Linked DNA regions of Homo sapiens: region 2 is linked to region 1. The links are chromatin contacts, found by Hi-C or POLR2A ChIA-PET in ENCODE. All regions are on one chromosome and are shown on one strand. The core of a region is the stretch at or near the end of the contact, and the rest is flanking DNA. Distances in the headings are between cores, read along the strand shown. Region 1 overlaps RALGPS1 (Ral GEF with PH domain and SH3 binding motif 1). Region 2 overlaps RALGPS1 (Ral GEF with PH domain and SH3 binding motif 1).

Region 1 (2,937 bases), core at 153-2,652:
AGTGAGGTGGGTGGAAGGGGGAGGGCGTACAAGGAAGGGTGGGTTGATGGCTTCTTATTTGTACACCCCTACTGGGTTTGGCTATAGCAATAAGGATATGTTTTCAAAGTAGGCTTGCTCAGAAAAGGCTTTGCGAGTCATGGAAGCTGTGGGTGGCCACAGCTGTGACAGTCCAGTGAGGAAGATGAACACACACTTCACGACAAATGTTTTGAGTGTTGTGGAGAAGTCTAGATGCTCTAAAAGCTGTAGGAGAAGGACCTACCTAGGGCATCACTGAGATTTCCCACAGGAAGTGACATTTAAATGAGAATGGAAGAGTAGGAAAGAGCCAGGAGTAGAGGAGGGAGGAGGGTTTTAGGGAGACAAACTAGCCCCCGTTTTTGCTGGTGGTGAAAGAAGCAGGCTGGGTGTGGCCAGGGATGTGCCTGAATGACCTTCTGGGACCTGATGTGGTATCCACAAATCTCTCCTTCCTTGGCTGAGCTGTACCTACAGCGGAGCCACTTCTAAGGGCTGGAAGTGGGAGAGGGGGGCAGAGGGTCTGCACTTCAGCACAGAACATGTTCCCCTGATGGGCTCTGTGATCCTCATTGCTCCCCAGTCCTGCAGGGTCGCATGTGTCTGTCAAGGCACCTTCTCTCCTTCCAGTCCCTTTGTACTATCCTTCAGCCTTTTGGGACAGCAGAACCAGGCAGCTTGGGTGCTCATGGGGTGGCTTGAGCATCACAGGCTCACTCTGACCTTTCTCCTTTCCATAGTAGGCAGGGGAAGTATTCATTCATTTTTATTGAGAACACAATAGACTATGCTGGGCACTGTGCTGGAAACTGGGGATGAAATAACAGTATTTGAACATGTATCCCATGCCAGGCACTGTGATCAACACTTATTGCACAGAGATGGCTTCAGTTAAGGAACTTAACACATATAGAGCACTTAGACGAGTGCTTGGCACCCCCAGTACTCCTGAGCACCAGCTGTTGCTATTAGTTAATCCTTACCACAGCCACATGAGATGGGTACAATCCTGTATGCCCACTTTACAGAAGGGGAAATAGAAGCCAAGAGGCACTTGCCACATAGGTGGTAGATGGCAGAGCAGGATTCAAACCCAGGACAGTTGGACTTCCAAGTCCTGTCCCTCTCTGAGAGTGAGTGAGACAGACATAGAGGGTGAATGGGATAGACATGACCCTCGCTTTACAGAGCTCTTATGGTTGAGCAGGGAGCAGCCGCATTGGCATGTCAGAGTGACAAGCGTTGCGGAGGGCTAAGCAGAGAGCCTGCAGAGGAAGGCCATGGACCCAGGCTGGAGGCCTGTTGGGTGGAGGGGAAGGAAACAGTATTCTAGGTAGAGTCCTCTGCGATCAAAGTCACTTCCTGCTCACCTAAGGGATACGTTTCATTCGCCTCTGGGCTTCAGCGAGGAGGTACTAGTTCAGTCGTCTGTGTACAAGCTATTAATGATTAATAATTTGAGTGCAGGGGTGTGGCTACTCATCCAAGCCAGTGTTCTGGGATCTTATCTCCCAGGCACTCCCATTGAGGCTGACCCCTCCTTTTCCAAGCAACCTGTGCCCTGAGGTCCTGTCACACTTCTTTACCATGTGCAAATAGCCTGGGTTATGAATCTGTGCTGCCCAGCCCGCCTCTCACTCCACTTCTGTTGAGTGAGTGAGTACATTCAGATGTCGTGTTGGACTGTTCCATTGCACAGTTAGAAATAAAGAAATGAAGCATCATTATAAACCTATGATTGAAAGTCCAAGCCACGTAAATTCTGCTACGATCCTGCCACCTGCCACCCCAACATACTGAATAGTGTTTATGTTTGTGTACTTTTCTTCAGTCCCTGTCCATTGGGCAGGTGTATGTATATATATAATTTTTTTTTTTTTTTTGAGATGGAGTCTCGCTCTGTTGCCTAGGCTGGAGTGCAGTGGCGCGATCTTGGCTCACTGCAAGCTCTGCCTCCCGGGTTCACGCCATTCTCCTGCCTCAGCCTCCTGAGTAGCCGGGACTACAAGCCGCCCGCCACCATGCCCAGCTAATTTTTTTGTATTTGTAGTAGAGGTGGGGTTTTGTCGTGTTAGCCAGGACGGTCTCGATCTCCTGACCTCGTGATCCGTCGAACAGGTATATTCTTATGCTGTTGTGTACAAAAGTGCATCTTGTCTCTTGCTTTCTCGGCATGGTTGTATGAAATTGAGTAGTTAGGTGATTGGCCACCAGGTGGTGCTGCAGCACCAGGCACCAGACCCGAACCTGGGAACCGCTGTCTTTAAATACCCAGCTCTGAGCCATCCTTGTCTGTGTAAGTTCATTTTCAGTTTTTTCCTCTAGGTGCTGTGCTGCTCATAAATGTTTTCCATACCTATTTCAAAAGAAACCAGAAAATATTGAAGTGTACAGAAATAGAAAGTAAAAGTGCCATACAATAATGCCATTAAGAGGCAGTGATATTAACAGTTTAGTGAATATCCTTCTATACTTCTATATGTGTGTTCACATGTGTTATAAAGATTTTAAAACATGTTCAAGTGTCATTTTCTCAGTGAGGACTTCTCATATACGCCCCCCCCCTTTAAAATTATGACTTCGTCTAGTTGTGGGGGGGGGTTGTTGGGGAAGGAGGGATGATTAATGGATTCAAAGATAGGAAGAAGATTGGATAAGATCTAGTATTTGATAGCACAACAGGGTGATTGTAGTCAATAATAATTTAATTGTACATTTAAAAATAACAAAAGGAGTATAACTGGATTGTTTGTAACACAAAGGATAAGTGCTTGAGGTGACAGATATTCCATTTACCCTGATGTGATTATTACACATTGTATACCTGTATCAAAATATCCCATATACCCCATAAATATATGCACCTGCTGTGTACCTGCAAAAATTAAAAATAAGTGTAAAAAAAAGAGAAAATTA
Region 2 (2,937 bases), core at 193-2,692, 46 kb after region 1:
TGTGGGTGTGTAACTGCTTTGTTTTGTTTTTGGTGAGCAGTCTGTCTCCTCCATCATAATGAACTTGTGGATATTTATTATACGTCCTGTGTGTTTCAGTCAGTTATAGTCACCATTCTTTTTGATATACAAATTGTCCTGTCTTTGACCAGTTGGATCCCTTTTATGTTGGCTCCTGTATCCTTTTAATGTGATCCCACTCATTTTTGATCACTTCCCTGCTTTTTGGCCCAACAAGATCCCCAGGGTTATGTTGTATATTTTCTGCTGCAGACCTGGAATTAGGCATTCCTTCAGGGGGTTTCTTTTAGTGGGGAATAATATTTAGAAACCATAATCTGGGTGAAGACTGCTTAGTATTACTGGGTTGCCATTGCTTTTAGGCCTTTGCCATGGACAGAGCTAGTAAACAGTTATTTTTTAAAAGGAAAATGTCATGAGTTCATAGTTAGGGTAGATGATATTATTTCTCCATAATTCTTCCTTCTCAACTTACTCCTTGTCATACCTTCACTGTGGGTGGTGTATATCTCCCCACCCTATTGACTTTGGGCTTGGCCCTGTGACTTGGTTTTGCCCATGGAATGTGGGCAGCATGGCAGTGTGCAGATCTGAGCTGAGCTGCTGAGAGGCGTGGCAAGCTTTGGCCAGCTGTCTTGGAACTTTCCTTTTCCATGATGTATCGGTAACTGTTGCTTGTTTATCTTCAGTCCCCAAATGAGGACATTACAGTTGACCTGAACTGACCCGAAGTCTAGATTCCACACTGAGACAAGCCAAAGCCAACCTGGCAGAGCTGAGCTGAGCTGCATCATCTACAGACCTATGAGCATGAAATAAATGTTGCTGTTGTAAGCATCTGAGATTTGAGGATTGCTCGTTATACTACATTATCTTGTAAAAATTTGACTAATATAATACTGATCTTTCCAATTCAAATATAACATTATAGAGTTGTTACTTAATTCCCTTGATATTTATATATTTTATTTTACAGTGACAATTTTGGTTCCTAGCAACATTACTTACTTTATATTATCCCGTCATATATATGTAAAATAATTTAAAAATAATAATACGAATATTACTACTAAGCAGTAGACTGCTGGTCAAATTTTAACATTTTCTTGCAGTTAGTTCTTTTACTTCTTGTCTTCTCTCTTTCCTACTACTTACATACCCAAGTGGGCCTCTCCCCTGGACTTTTCCCTTAAAGGTCTTTGGAAGCACCAGGACAGAAAAGGAGGGTTATGCTAATTTGGTTCTAGAGGGTCTGCATACTGAGATACCCTGTTGTAATCCCAGTACCTGGAACACAGTACATAATAAATATTTGTTGAATGAGTGGAGTGTGAATGGATGCCTGAAAGGGGAAGCGCCATAGCAGAACATTATCTGGCTGTGTTTAGGCACACTGCCAAGCGAGGGCGTGTGCCAACCAAAGGAGCGATATTACCAGGGTGTCTTGTTTTGTGGTGTAACCACTTCCCGCAAAGCAAGGGTATTTCCTGGTGAGCTCAGCCTTTTGAAGATTCACATTTCCAAATGCAGTTGATAACTGAGGGTGGAGCTGTGGCTTTTCATGACTTCTGCTGGTTTCTGCAAGGGGGACCACAAAGAACATCATTTCAGGGCTTAGAGGAAGCCAGGCAGACGGTGAGTTAAGGATTGGCAGAGAGTAAGGAAAATGGAAGTTACAAATATGGAACCATAACTGCCCTGTCCCCTGGTGACTCTAACGAGTGACCAAGTTTATCAAAAATTGGTGTATTAATGCAGATATAGCTTTGTAGCATAATATCTCACAGCTGTGTTGAACTTACAAGTTGTGGCCTAGAACCCCATTGCCACTGTGGTGGATTGGGTTGCAGGGTAGATTCCTGGGTGGATTCCTGGCTGCCAGGGCTTGGGGCAAGGGCTGCATTGTAAAGGAGGTCTGTCTGAAGGTCCTGGTGGTAGCAGCCTTCTAAAAGGGTATGTTTTCAAGGTGGTGTTTTGTCTCTACCAGAGCTCCTTACCACATCTGTCTGTCAGTATGTCCAGTTCCCAGCCTATGGAGTTGAAGGCGCAGCAGTGTCTCAGAGGCTGGTCTAAATGTCAGAACTGTTTTTGTCATTAGTTTTAGCATGGAGCAGCATCAAGGGGAAACTGCTGTTCTTAGAATGTGCTGAAAATGGGCACAGCCTGTGCTTTATTCAGCCCAGGGTTCTGTCAGAGCTGAGCTGCTGGGTCTGTTAAAGCCACACAGCTTGAAGAGCATGAACTTTGATCTGATGAAGCTGAGGTTGAGTCACAGCCTCACCCCTCTAGCTTGGAGACTTAGGACAAGTCATGTATTTTCTTTATGCCTTGATTTTCTCATGTGTAAAGTTGGCGGGGGGTGGAAGTCATAGCTTTTACCTTACAGTGGGCATGTAAGAACTTAGCGCGGTGCCTGTACAAAGCAAGCTCCTAGTCATGCGTGGCTATCATTTCACCAATGTATAGTTTGAATAGGCACTGTGGGTTATAGATGGGAGGTTGTTGCTCAGAATATTCAGATGATGCCTGTGCCGGAGCCAGTGTCCCAGAGGAGGTGATACCTGTGTAGCAGAGTGTTTAAGAGCATGGTACCTGGGATCCTTCAGAGCTCGGTTCACATCCTGGTGCCCTGGATAGCTGGGAGGCTGAGGTCTGGACCAAGACATACACCATGGTGCCCTAGGAGCCCTGCAAACATCATATGGGGAACTCACTCAATCTTGGGGTTGTGACATTATCACTAGGCCTTGAAGGCTGAAAGAGATCATCTCTTATTGGTGATTTGGGGAGTTGGGGGGCAGTTGGAAAGGGAATTTCAGGCAGAATGAATAACCCTTTGGAAAGACAGGTGATGTGCTCAGCAAAATTTAATACTACTTTTGGTGCCTGGTGCTCTTGAGAGAAGAAAAGGAGAAC

What was found. A loop is a pair of places that touch in the nucleus more often than their neighbours do. ChIA-PET counts read pairs that join two places held with the same protein, here RNA polymerase II (POLR2A). Pooled maps may share reads with other maps.
Region 2: a map of naive thymus-derived CD4-positive, alpha-beta T cell shows a loop between it and region 1 (5-fold over the local background). The contact joins two enhancer-like sites. A Hi-C loop is called at or near these places in 3 of 168 maps with a recorded cell type or tissue (CD4-positive, alpha-beta memory T cell, PC-9 and naive thymus-derived CD4-positive, alpha-beta T cell), 2 of 37 single-sample maps with no recorded cell type and 8 of 50 pooled maps. POLR2A ChIA-PET finds 5 or more read pairs at or near these places in 3 of 52 experiments (CD4-positive, alpha-beta T cell, GM10248 and activated CD4-positive, alpha-beta T cell).

The regions. Positions count from the first base shown.
Region 1 is chr9:126,938,554-126,941,490 of GRCh38, forward strand. The region is part of intron 1 of RALGPS1 (Ral GEF with PH domain and SH3 binding motif 1); the gene reads left to right. Among named protein-coding and RNA genes, the nearest start is that of RALGPS1, 25 kb to the left of the region's middle. Within about 2 kb of position 1,403, at least 4 of the 41 ENCODE cell types and tissues checked have a DNase peak (open chromatin) inside an H3K27ac peak, as active enhancers do.
Region 2 is chr9:126,984,534-126,987,470 of GRCh38, forward strand. The region is part of intron 4 of RALGPS1 (Ral GEF with PH domain and SH3 binding motif 1); the gene reads left to right. Among named protein-coding and RNA genes, the nearest start is that of RALGPS1, 71 kb to the left of the region's middle. Within about 2 kb of position 1,443, at least 13 of the 41 ENCODE cell types and tissues checked have a DNase peak (open chromatin) inside an H3K27ac peak, as active enhancers do.